2 separate regions of the Homo sapiens genome follow, and region 1 is linked to region 2. Evidence: chromatin contacts called from ENCODE Hi-C data. All regions are on one chromosome and are shown on one strand. The core of a region is the stretch at or near the end of the contact, and the rest is flanking DNA. Distances in the headings are between cores, read along the strand shown.

Region 1 (6,239 bases), core at 2,603-5,102, 2.7 Mb after region 2:
ATGGCAATTATTACAAAGTTAAGAAACAGACCAGGCGCAGTGGCTTACGCCTGTAATCCTAGCACTTTGGGAGGCCAAGGTGGGTGAATCACGAGGTCAGGAGTTTGAAACCAGCCTGGCCAGCATGGTGAAACCTTGTTTCTACTAAACAAAAAATTAGCTGGGCATGGTGGTGCACACCTGTAGTCCCAGCTACTCGGGAGGCTGACGCAGGAGAACTGCTTGAAATTGGCAGGCAGAGGTTAAAGTGAGTCATGTTAGTGCCACTGCACTCCAGCCTAGGCAACAGAGCGAGACTCCATCTCAAAAAAAAGAAAAGAAAAAGAAAAAAAGAAAGAAACAATAGATGCTGGCGAGGTTGAGGAAAGACAGGAATGCTTTTACGCTATTGGTGAAAATGTAAATTAGTTCAACCATTGTGGAAGATGGGGTGGCAATTCCTCAAAGAGCAAGAACCAGAAATACCATTTGACCCAGCAATCCCATTACAGGGTATATGCTCAAAGGAATATAAATCATTATATTACAAAGACACACGCACATGTATGTTCACTGCAGCACTATTCACAATAGCAAAGACAAGGAATCAACCCAAACCAAATACCACATGCTCTCACTTGTAAGTGAACAATGAGAACACATGGACACAGGGAGGGAAACAACACACTCTGGGGCCTTTCACAGGGTGGGGTGGGGGGAAGGGGAGCATTAGGAAAGATGGCTAATGCATGCTGGGCTTAATACCAAGGTGATGGGTTGACAGGTGCAGCAAACCACCATAGCACATATTTACCTATGTAACAAAGCTGCATATCCTACATATGTATCCTGGAGCTTAAAAATTAAAATGAAATAAATAAATAAAAGTCCTTCAATCCCTAATATAAAAAATTTGATATCTGTTAACATCACCTTTTAAAATCCTAACCAGGAATTCCATTTTTTATAACACTGATTAAATTACATAATGTTACTCTTAGAGAAACACCTTAGAAGAAAAATAGCAGACCCATTTGAGATAAAAGACATGTTCTCCTGTTGTCTTTAAATTATAGCAATGTACTTAGTAACAGAAAAGAAATCCATTTCCTAAATTTAGACGCTGCTTCTCCCAACTTCTCACAACCATGAGAACACCAAAGAAAGGCATGAGAAACTAACAAACTATAATGAGCGTGTACATTATTATTTGAGGGGAATGGGATGGAGATCATTTAGAAATGCTTTTGGCTTTTCGCAGCTCTAAGTGTAAAAATTCAGTTCCTAGAAAACTGTCAGTTGCTAATAAAGAATCTCAGAACTCTAACAAGTGATACTACCGTGTCATAAAAAATAAATCACAAGATACACTTTTTGGTGACAAAATCTTTTGAGTTTCTTAACATTATGGGGTAAAATGGTTGTGAGTTTATCAGGTCTTTTTGGCCCTATAAATCATAGTACATGTTATAAGTCATCCTCTTAATACTAATGTATCAATTTTTATCACAATTCATTTGGTAAACAGGATAATTCTGCAAAGTATTGAAAATTGCAAAGTTCTGAGCCAGCAACAAATTAGATTTCCACCCACATGGTGGTTAATCAGTCCCATGTACAGAGAGAAAGGAAACTGGATATAATGATTCTAAAAGCATTTTAAAGAATGTATTAGTGAACAACGAATCCTCAATGCCTGACACCTCGATGGTTTCCTGAAAGCACCAGTGAACCATGTAGCGTATATCCCAGTTAGCATGTTCAGCAATCAGGGGTTGTTACAGAGCTTACCAGTATAACAGCATGTATACAAGCCACACACAACAACTCACAGAAGCTCACAAGCCTCCCCACACCTTTGACTCTAATCCTCCTCCTGCAAAAATAGAAGAAAAAATATGACAACAGACATGTGAACACAAAACTGAAACTGAACAGAAAAGGGAAGATATTAGCTTAGATATGAGACATAAGAAAAAGTATGCTCCAGAATCTTTTTAAATCAAGAGGCATTGTGGGAGGCCCCCAAGATTCCCACTCCCTGATGTACCCGCCCTGTATAATCCTCCCCCATCCAGTGTGGATGGGACCGTGAACAGGACAAAGACAAGTCCTGTGACGAAGTTACATTTAATCAGAAATATGAATGGATTCTGCAGATTTAATTAAGTTCCCCCATCAGTTGGTTCTGAGTTTATCAAGAGGGAAATTATCGTGGATGGGCTTGACTTCAAAGGTGAGTTCTTAGAAAAACCAGCCCCTTCCTAACAAGATCTGAAGTGTGAGAGATTCTCCTGCTGGCTCTGAAGAAATAAAATTTCATGTTGTAAAAGGGCCTATGGAGGGGGCCACATGGCAAGGACCTCAGAGCAGCCTCTGGAAGTAAAGTGTGGTCACCATCCAATCGCTAACAAGAAACAGGATCCTCAGTCATACTGCCACAAGGAAATGCCATCTGCCAACCGCCCTGTGCATTTGGAAGAGGACCCTAGCCTCAGATGAGATCACAGTCCCTGCAACACCTTGACTGTCACTGTGTGAAACAGTGAATGGAGAACTCAGCCACGCGGTCCTCAGACTGCTGCTGTAGAGACCCATGAGATCATCAATATATGTCACCTTAAACCACTAAAGTTGTGGTAATTCATTACACAGCAACAGAAAGCTAACAATCATCTACTGCACCTCTAGACATTCCCCTAAGTGATCCTGATGTTACATGACACTTGAAGTTACTCATTTCAATGGAGTGAAAAATGTGGGACATTCTAGTTAAGTGATCTTGACTGGCAGTTAAAGTTTCAGAAGTCCTACAATATTTTCTGACTTACAGCCTAATCTTACCTGGAAGGCATCTTGCTGATTATCTGATCCAGCCACCTCACTTTTAGCCAAGACTAAGAGAGGGAGCTAGCCTCCCCAGGTTCACAGGGCTAACGAGCAGCAGAGGACGAGCCACAGCCCAGTTCCTCCAACACAGTTAGCTGTTCCCAGAAGTCTTTCCTTAAAGGTGGCTGCGCCTTAAAGATACTTGCAGTTGTGCTTGACTAGAGAGGGGGAGAGAAGTATATCTCCTCTCTGATACTGTAGTAAAATGGCCATAAAATAAATACTGAATGCTTTAGAAAAGTGGAGTACAAAGCCAATATTTCAAAGGATTCAAAGACTAAAAGCAGTATTAAAGATGTCAACAGTGACTAGACCATGATAACTACTATATTATAATGTCTTCTGCATCTTTCAACCTCCCAGGGGACATTTAAATTGTCACTACTCACGGGAGGTGCTCCTGGTATCTAGTGGGTAGAGGCCAGGGATGCTGCTACACAGCCTGGAATGCAAAGGGGGGTCCCCATGGACACAATCCACAGCCCCTTAAACTCTGCTCTAAGGCATCAGTTATCTTTCTTTATCCCTGCTGACTCCCTAGCACTGAGACACTGAACACATGGCGTGCACCACCTGTGCTCCCTTACACACTCAGAAGGCAAAGCTCTCCCATATCTCAATTTTCTTTGGCTTGGGCTTTAATCACTGTTCTTTGGTTTGAACTTAAATATGGGCTAACCTTTTCACCAAGTTGTATCTAGCTCTAATACACAAGCACACCTGCCCAGCTCAATGTTGCTTCTGACAGACAAAGCCAAAACACTATTATGCATACTTGATTTTAACTAATGTATGTTTTACACATGAATCAAAATCTGGTGACCTATCAGCAAAGGCCTAGTGGAGTATGAGTGTGCAGAACACATGGTGGAGAACCGCTGCTTACTCTAAACTGCTGGCAGCAAATAAGTATTACATGACCCAAAAAAATGATATCGATGACTAGAATGAGAAAAGTGTCAAAACAACAGGAAGTGGCAGGGACTCTGATGACATGGAGAGCAGTTTCTGTCAAAACAAGCAGCCGCTACTCTGTTCTAGACAATTACTGCCATGCAGAAATGTAGGCCCACTATGACCAGATACCCAGATTGTCCAAGAAAACTTGGATAACTGGAGTTGTATATGAAACCACTCAATTTTAACATGTTAGCTTGTAGTTTGCAAAAACCTTGAGTCCAACATTTTGGGCCACGTCTTTGAAATTTATGGTCTAGAGATTGTAAGAGCAAATGAAGAGGTGCCAAGTGGGCAAATTCAGAGGGAGGAAGGTTCAGGATATACTTCTGCACAACAGATGGAGTATTAGAGACACTGGGGATAAAGCTAAGTGATAGGCCTTGGATGAGGCCAACAAGTTTCAGAGGAGCTGCTAGTGATATTATCATCATTATCATCACAACAATAATCATAAATTATAACATTTATATAGGACTGTATTTCAGGCACTGTCCTAAGCACTTCATATGCAGGAACACATGTAATTTTCCCAACAACCTTATGAGGTTGGTATTATTGTTACTCTCATCTTACAGAGGAACAAAATAAGTCAGTTTAAATAACTTGCCTAAGGCCACATGGCTAAGTACTGGAGCTGGGATTTGAATCCAGATAGGCTACCTTCAGACTCCATGTTTCTAATTACCCCCGTCACAATTCTAATGCTTGTATCTGTAGGCTTTTAATTCTGTATCTCTCTGTAACTACATATAAAATGTGTTTCATCCACCTAAGTTCTGAATGGTAACATGTAGATAGGAAAAGACTAAAACAATGCTTAAGGTACTCCGTCTAAACACGTATAGAAATGGAAGCATTTTTCCCAAATGAAAATGTTAGCCCCTGCTCTCTATAAATTATGTTGGCCTAGTAGGATTCAGTCCCTCTTGTTAAAGTTTTACTTTCTAATGACATTCTTGGCTTCTGCTTACATAAAAATACTAACAAACAGATGCAGAAGTCACACTCTCCGGCATGGAAGTCAAAAGGCATAGACGAATTGGTTGTGCCCTCCAACCAGAGTGGGAACTGTGGCAAACAATTCTAACGCCCATCAAAGATGCAAGGCATGAACTTGTCCTACACACTGTGGCAGCATTATTACTAAATTCCTTAAAAAGTCTGTATAAAAATCTGTAACAACTTGGCAAGCAAAATTACACTTCAAAGCAGCTAGTATGTAAATTAACTTCACATTTCACTTCATTTTAAAACAAGAGAAATTGCTATAATAAATTCAGGGAAACTGGCAATTTTGAGTTGAATACTAAAAAGAAAAGTAAATTTTCACCTTTACATGAGATCTACTATTTTTTATTCTTCATGAACCCTATCTTCCATTTCAGAATCCAATTATTTGAGGACACAATGAGTTCTATCATCATTTTATTCTGGCAGGTCAAACACTGGTCCAATATTATAAAAATGCATAGACTTTATTGAGACATAAAAAGCAACAAAGTATTTTCAATGCCGTAATTCCCAAATCTGCTTAGAAATCCAAACAAGTAATTTTTAAGTAGAATTTTAAATTGTGTTGGAAAAAACAAAAAACTCTGCATATACAGAAGCATAAATACAGATTAACAAGTGAATGCAACAAGATACTAAAATATAATACACGTGTTAGCAATCATTTTGAAGAAAGCACTAAAAATATCAGTACTAGTCCACCTCCCTTTAGTATATGCTACAGTCTAAAATATTTATATTTCCTTCTTTCTAGAAAATTATACTGCTCAAACTTTTTTTCATGAAGCAAAAAGGAAAAAGTCTCTCTCAAAATGCTATGCAAATATGCAGAAACCATGACATTATCCCTAGGAGGATGTATATAAATCCTTATTCTGTTATGGATCTTAAAAACAAAAAACGAGCATCAGCGACACCACCACCAAAGGACTCTTTAAGAAAGTACTTTTAAGATTTTAATTGTTCAAAATTGTTTAAGACAAATAGGAAAAGGTAATTTGAAATATATGCAAAGAACAAGAAATTTTACTTGTGGCTAATTCAATTATTTCCTTTGGAAAAGAATAAAGTTCAAATCATATTGCCAATGTCACTATAACTAAAATCTGACCATTACAAAAGGTCTCCCAAACTGCAGTCAATGGCCTGCTCACTTCAAGTAATATTGGTAATGGCTAAATTCCAGTATAACACCAAAAAAAAAAAAAAAAACAAAACAAAAAAACCCTAGCCTAGAAGTCCACTGGAGTTCACTGTAACGGGATTTAAGCTATAATTAAATTTGATTAGCTTGGTTCAAACCTCAAGTTCAAAAGACTTATCAGCATGAATGGATGAAAAACCCTTTTACACGGGCATTTTGAAAATATGAAAAGGGCTGACACAGCAAGCTTCAAAGA
Region 2 (6,990 bases), core at 2,198-4,697:
TGTTCTAGATTTCCTCTTAATGCCTTGTATATGGTCAGGTAATAATTACTTACAACTTTAGACATATTAATAGAATTAATTGCTCTTTTAGTAGAATATTTTAAAATCTCTAAGAAATCAAATATTACTTTGATTAAAGAGGATTGGATTTTGATGTTTTTCTAGACCGTAATACTCTGTAGTTTGTTTACATGTGTATTATCCTTTCTGTTGAGTTTTTTTTGCTTGTATTAATAATATTTTTTCTGTTTTAGAATTGGGGCTTGTTGATGGACAAGAACTGGCGGTTGCTGATGTCACCACCCCACAGACTGTACTATTCAAACTTCATTTTACTTCTTAAGGAAAATCTCCACATAATAGAAAACTCATGGAAATAATATACTTTGTGGATGCTAAGAAGTTGAATCGATGTCATTTTTAGCAATAGTGTTGCCACGATTTGTCTTTTTTTATATAATGAACCACTCTTTTTTAACTTTGTAACCTTCCCTTGAAGACAGAATTTTGGTGTTGGTGCTTGTAAGCATTTTCATTAATAATATGAGAAATGATACCTGGAGAGAGAGATTATGAGCAAATGTATTGCTTCTTTTAGAGGAGGAAGCATACAACCTCTTTTGTGTGAATTTTGTTATTATGGTCAAAGAATGCATTCCTAAGTTTTCATTTGAGTACCCAAATACACAAAAGGTGTCCCTTTAAGGAAAATAAAGAATTAAGTTTTAAATAACATTACATTTTACAATCTGACATCTGGAGTATATTGAACATAGGCTATTTCTTGATATAACACTCATTTAATTGTGGCCATCCAAATGAATATTATTGCAGAATTTATCTTGTTCATAATGATTTGTAAATGGTGTTATAGCTGAATACCTGTGCATGAAAATGGGCAATATTTTCATCTGTTTACTTGTAGTGCCATAGAGGCCAATATGCACAATATTAACTAATGCCAAGACATGGCTGTTTAAAAAATTTAATGTTCAAACAGTTATCACTGATGCTTTTGCACTATTTATTAATAAAATCATATATTGTGTACTTCTTTCACTGAAGTTTTTAAAAGTACATTAAGGGTAATCAGTAGTTCCATGGTAATATAGGAATAATTTTTAAATGTGTAGCAGAGTTATATCAAATTTTTATTGCACTTAATACTTTTGCTACAGCAATTTCTATAGTAAAAATTTACTGGTTTAATTTAACTTTCTGTATCAATATAATTTTTTTTTTTTTTTTTTTTGCGACAGAGTTTCGCTCTTGTTGCCCAGGCTGGAGTGCGATGATGCAACCTCAGCTCACTGCAACCTCTGCCTCCCCGGTTCAGGCAATTCTCCTGCCTCAGCCTCCGGAGTAACTGGGATTACAGGCGCCTGCCACCATGCACGGCTAATTTTTTGTATTTTTAGTAGGGACGGGGTTTCACCACGTTGGCCAGGCTGGTCTCAAACTCCTGACCTCAGGTGATCCACCCCCCCCCGCCCCCCTCGGCTTCCCAAAGTGCTGGGATTACAGGCATGAGCCACCATGCCTGACCATGTTTTTGTTTCTTTTAAGTGAATAAAACTTCAAACAAAATTAAGTACAAATACTAAAAAAGTAGGTGCTAGTATTTTAATATGAGAACATGTATGTGTTCTCATTCTTTGTTTTTGACTTAGATATGGCAGTTTTCTGTTCAAATGTTTTTTGGTTACTTATGTGTCACTGAGTTAAGTTTTCAGTAATCTTTCTAGCTACATATTGACAAATAAGTTTTATTATAAAACCATACGGAATAAATTTATAAGCTCTACCTGAAAAGTTACAGGTGTAGCTTACAATTTTGAAAGTGAAGGAACTAAAATTTAGCACCATATAGGTGCTATAATAATTCTCAAAGTAGCATTGTAAGAAGGTGACTCTATCTGAGAGCTGAATAAATAGTTTTAGATGGTTTAGGTAGGTCATTTCACCAAAGCTGTACAATTAGAAGTCTTGGAACTGTAACTGTACAGCTAATTTCAACCCGAATCTGCCCCAAATCTCCTCTGCAGACTACTTAGCTGTTTGAAAGTACTTGAGTTACTTGGTACTACTTGTGTACATGACTAAATTGTTAGTTTTAACATGCAAGTTTTTACTGTAGTTAGATAAAATTATTGGAAGATGATTATAACTTCTTAAGGGGTTCAATCTGATTTTTTAAAAGAAAAATAATTCTTTTTTGCAGAGTTCCTTGCAGTGGGGTAAAATATTCAAATATGGGAGGCAGGCATATAAGGTAAATAATCACAGCAGGGAGGGTGTAATAGGATGAGTGATAGGGGTCTGTGGCAAACTGGAGTGAGTGAAAATTATTTGGTGACCACTCTGGCTGACTATTCCCATGCTTGGTATTCATATTTTTCAAAAGCAGCTGGAAATCTAGATTTTTGAATGAAATCTGGCTTTTAGTTAGGATTTTGTCTTTAACTTGGGCCCAAACCAAATATAGCTGCAGACTGGATTAGGAAGGCCACCAATTTAAGGTATTTTCCCATGTCCAAATGTTCGAAGAGAATGCACACAGAAAAGGTTATGTTTTAAGTAATATGCACAGTGCACATTGTTAGGATAACAGCTTTAGTGCTTCCTAGGTGTCTTAGTCCATTTGGACTGCTGTAACAAATTGCCATAAACTGGGTGGCTTATAAGCAGTAGCAATTTGTTTCTTAACAGTTCTAGAGGCTGAGAAGTCCAAGATAAGGAGCCGGCAGATTTGGTGTCTGGTGAGGGCTGCTATTCTGGCTTAGAGTTGGTGCCTTCTTGCCGTGAGCTCCCTTGGGCCTCTCTTATAAGGGCACTAACCCCATTTATGAGGGCTCCATCATCATCTAATCATCTCCTAAAGGCTCCCCTTAATACTGTCCCATTGGAGATTAGGTTTCAACATAGGAATTTGTGCAGGGGACACCGACAGACCACAGTATTAGGGGTATTTTGACTGCAGCAATGAGTTTACTACTATTTTGAGAGAGAGGTTGTGCTTTATGCACCATGTGTTCCACGAGTTGGACACAGTGTTCATACGTGATCCTGTCTTTTAGGCAAGCCCAAACAAGTGTTTCTCCTTACAATACCAAGTTAATACAGAGCTTATTAAATATTTGAGACAAAGGGCTAAGAGAAGTGTGAGGCCCAATTTCCCTTTGCAATTATTGCTGGCAAGGTGCAAGCTTTTAGCACGTGAACTATTTTCCTGGAAAGCACACACACGAAAACTTGAATATTCCTTCCGGGGAAATCGACCTCTATCGGTAGCCATAGCTTCCCCTTCGCTAAGAACTGCTGTAAGCACGAAATCGACATCAATAGAAACCCTTCCGCGTTCCTCGGTAACTAACGGCAACCCTGCGCTCCCGGATGTGACGTCAACGTTCTTCTGTTCTTCCGTCTGTCGACCGAACTCTGGGCTCGTAGATTTGGTTGCTGTGTACGTGGAAGAAGCAAGCGCATGCGCACATGGGCCCCCTTCGTCTCAGCTGTGCGGGAACGGCCGAGGGTAACATCCCGGGCTCGCGGGAGGCTGTCGGGGTAATGGCCACACGCTGACAGAACCAGCCGAGTGGAAAAGGGGAGCGAAGCCGTTCCTCTGCACCCTTCCCCAGGCCTGAGGCCTTCCCGCTTGGTGCTGCCGCCGCCACTGCCGGCTGAGGAGGGGCGATGAGTTGGTTCAACGCCTCCCAGCTCTCCAGCTTCGCTAAGCAGGCCCTGTCCCAGGCCCAGAAGTCTATTGACAGGGTTCTGGACATCCAGGAAGAGGAGCCGAGCATCTGGGCCGAGACCATTCCGTATGGAGAGCCGGGTAAGAGAGAGAGGAGCGGGGTTCCTGGCTCCCGGAGGCTGCTGTTCTCTTGATGCAGGCAGGTTAAGTGGTGTAGAGAGGGGTCCTTCCTTGCTGAGAGAGTTTTCAGGAAGTAATTTCTCCCCGGCCCGTTCCCTAATGCTGCTTCAGCCTCCAAGTCGGTCTTTGCTGTTTTCCTGAGGGAAAACCCAGATCCAGGTTCCCCCTTGTCTTTCTTTGGTCCTGGGTGCGAGGCTTGTGGACTTGGATGACAGGGGACTTGGTTGGTTGGTCTTGCCCTCAAGCTCTCCCTCGACGCAGCTTCCAAGCACAACCTTCCCGAACCTGAACCTCGAATTGCTTCGCGTCTCGGGCACTGTTGGGATCCAAGGTCTGAAGTACGTAAATCATCAGGGAAGGGAAGAACAATCGCTAACAGTCAGTGAACATTTCGCGCTTGGTAGCGCGTAATGTGGTTTTATGTTGTTGTTGAGACGGAGTCTCACTCCGTCGCCCAGGCTGGAGTGCAGTGGCGCGATCTCGGCTCACTGCAACCTCCGCCTCCCAGGTTCTAGCGATTCTCCTTCCCCAGCCTCCCTAGTAGCTGGGATTACAGGCGCCCACCACCACGCCCGGCAACTTTTTGTATTTTTAGTAGGGACGGGGTTTCACTATGTTGGCCAGGCTGGTGGAACTCCTGACTTAAGGCGATCCACCCACCTCGGCCTCCTAAAGTGCTGGGATTACAGGCACGAGCCTGTAATGTGCTTTTTTATGGCCTTCTCATCTTCAGAACAACTCCCAGAGAGAGCTTGGTTTATATCCGTGTTTTACATAAGAGGAAAATGAGGCCCAGAATGGCCAAGTAACTTGCTCTAGGTCACACGGCGGAGGAGGATTAGAATGTGCCGGAGGTATTAGCCGGAAAATGTGTGACCCAAGATTTCTGGATGGTATCACATTTTATTTCTGAATAGCCAAGTCTCTCTTTGCAGTTTCATTGAGCTTAATCTTTCAGGGATCTTCATTCAGTTGCTTTTGACTCTTAAGTCTAAGGAACAGTTCAGCATTTGATGTGTGGGGTAAAGATTTGCTGGTGTTGGGGGATGTGAACCTTTGTGTGAAAAAGGATAAGAGATGTACTTGACTACTCCTTTCTGGTTTCTGTTCTTAATTTTACATCATTGAAAAGTCAGGACCTAAATTTGAGGTACCTCAGTTTAAGATATTTTGGTCCATGTGTGTATGTGATGATCCTCTTTACTTTTTACAAGATGTCATATAACCTTGCTGGAGTAACTCTGTTTTTTCATATGTGCCCCAGTTAATTAGAATTACTAAACTTTAGATAAGATAGAATATAGGTTTTACATATAAGGATATTTGTTTTCGGAAAATGCCCATAGTCTTCAGAATGGTATAATTTAGATGGATACCAAATAACCCTGGGATTATATAAAGTATTCTCCAAGAGGCAAAATTAATTCCTGTCATCTTTTGAATGTATTTAAATTAATCAGACATAATCTTGGTTGTTCATTTGCATATTTAATTTTGATTTTCTCTGGTTTGGATATTGTGCAAATGAATGTGTAGAACTATGCCTCCAAACTGAAGTTTTCTACATACTTTTCATCCTAACTGCCTTTGAAGTCATACATATATTTACATATATATATATTTGTTTTTTTGTTTTTTTTTTTTTTGAGACACAGTCTCACTCTGTCATCCAGGCTGGAGTGCAGTGGTGCCATCTCTGTTCACTGCAGATTCTGTCTCCTGAGCTCAAGTGATTCTCGTGCCTCAACCTCCCGAGTAGCTGGGATTGCAGGTTTGCGTCACCACACCTGCCTAATTTTTGTAATTTTAGTAGAGACAGGGTTTTACCATGTTGGCCAGGCTGGTCTTGAACTCCTGACCTCAGGTGGTCCGCCCGCCTCGGCCTCCCAAAGTGCTGAGATTACAAGCGTGAGCCACTGCGCCTGGCCTGAAGTCATATTAAAGGATAGATTCTACTATAAGGCTTGATAGTTTTTAGAAGCTTTTAGTTACTTGTGCTCTCTCCACCAACTTCTAATTGTGAATATTTTGTGAATATTTTGTTCAGCCACATTTTAATTTGAAAAAGAAAACATTTTTAAAGAAATGCTTTAAATACTTTAACGAATATACCATTTTTAAGATCCTGATTATGCCATTTTTAAAAATCAGGATTTTAGTAGTAGCTATTTGTATGACTGATATGATAATTAACTTTTTCCCCAAGAAAACAGTCATTTTCTTTGTAGCGCTTTTTTAAAAACCCTAGTGTCAACCACCTCTATGTCAAAGAGCAATAGTTCTTAAAAAAACACACATTTCTGAAATTTATAATGACCTTGTAATTTCTGACATAATTTAGAATTTGAGAACAAAACTTCCTCTTAGAGTGGGCTTGGAGAGTGGGATTTAGAGAATCAGCCTGTGATTAAGTGGATGAAAATGAATTTGTTCTCTAGAACTTACCATTCCCATCAGTTTAATATGATCTTCGGGAAAGAACATTTGTCACCATTATCTTGGTTTGAGGCTTTTGTTGTTTTGTTTGTTTTCGAGACAGGTTCTCGATCTGTCACCCAGGCTGAAGTGCAGTGGTTTGATCATGGCTCACTGCAGCTTCCACCTCCTGGGCTCAGATGATCTTCCCACCTCAGCCTCCTGAGTAGCTGGGACCACATATGTGGGCCACCAGGCCCAGCTAATTAAAAAAATTTTTTTGTAGGGACAGGGGTCTCACTATGTTGCCCAGGCTTGTCTTGAACTCCTGGACTCAAATGACTCTTCTAGTGTTGGGATTATAGGTGTGAACCTCCATACCCACTGAGTTCAGTTTTTGAGTGTTGCCCTTTGTCTAGCTCATAACTATATTACTGATATTACAAGTAAAAATTAATATGAAACTGACTGAATAGGTAGGGTCATTTTTCTGTGACTGCACATGGCCCAACCTATTCAGTTAGTTCCATATTAGTTTATTTCATATTGATAAGTAAAGCGTGTTATTATGAGATGAATCATAGGTATCTTGGACTTACTGTGGGTTATAAAACATATACTGTTACTTCCTTAATTTGTTGTGGGGAGGAATAACATACTCGCATCTGGTAGTCCAGGCCAGGCCCAGTCTTTTGTCTGTG

The links. Hi-C counts contacts between places; a loop is a spot of excess contacts on that map. Pooled maps may share reads with other maps.
Region 1: a loop to region 2 is called in a pooled map, with 6 times the contacts of the local background. The contact joins the enhancer-like site here to the promoter of TMF1 in region 2. A Hi-C loop is called at or near these places in 4 of 50 pooled maps.

Annotation. Positions count from the first base shown.
Region 1 is chr3:66,300,069-66,306,307 of GRCh38, reverse strand. The region is part of intron 5 of SLC25A26 (solute carrier family 25 member 26); the gene reads right to left. Among named protein-coding and RNA genes, the nearest start is that of SLC25A26, 82 kb to the right of the region's middle. Within about 2 kb of position 3,852, at least 5 of the 41 ENCODE cell types and tissues checked have a DNase peak (open chromatin) inside an H3K27ac peak, as active enhancers do.
Region 2 is chr3:69,048,790-69,055,779 of GRCh38, reverse strand. It overlaps TMF1 (TATA element modulatory factor 1), which reads left to right and starts at 3,447. Exons shown (of 17, transcript NM_007114.3): 1 at 3,447-3,835. The coding sequence starts at 3,694. It overlaps UBA3 (ubiquitin like modifier activating enzyme 3), which reads left to right. Exons shown (of 18, transcript NM_003968.4): 18 at 255-1,050. The coding sequence ends at 343. It overlaps MIR3136 (microRNA 3136), which reads left to right and starts at 6,745; the gene lies at 6,745-6,822. RefSeq lists an enhancer at 3,386-3,855.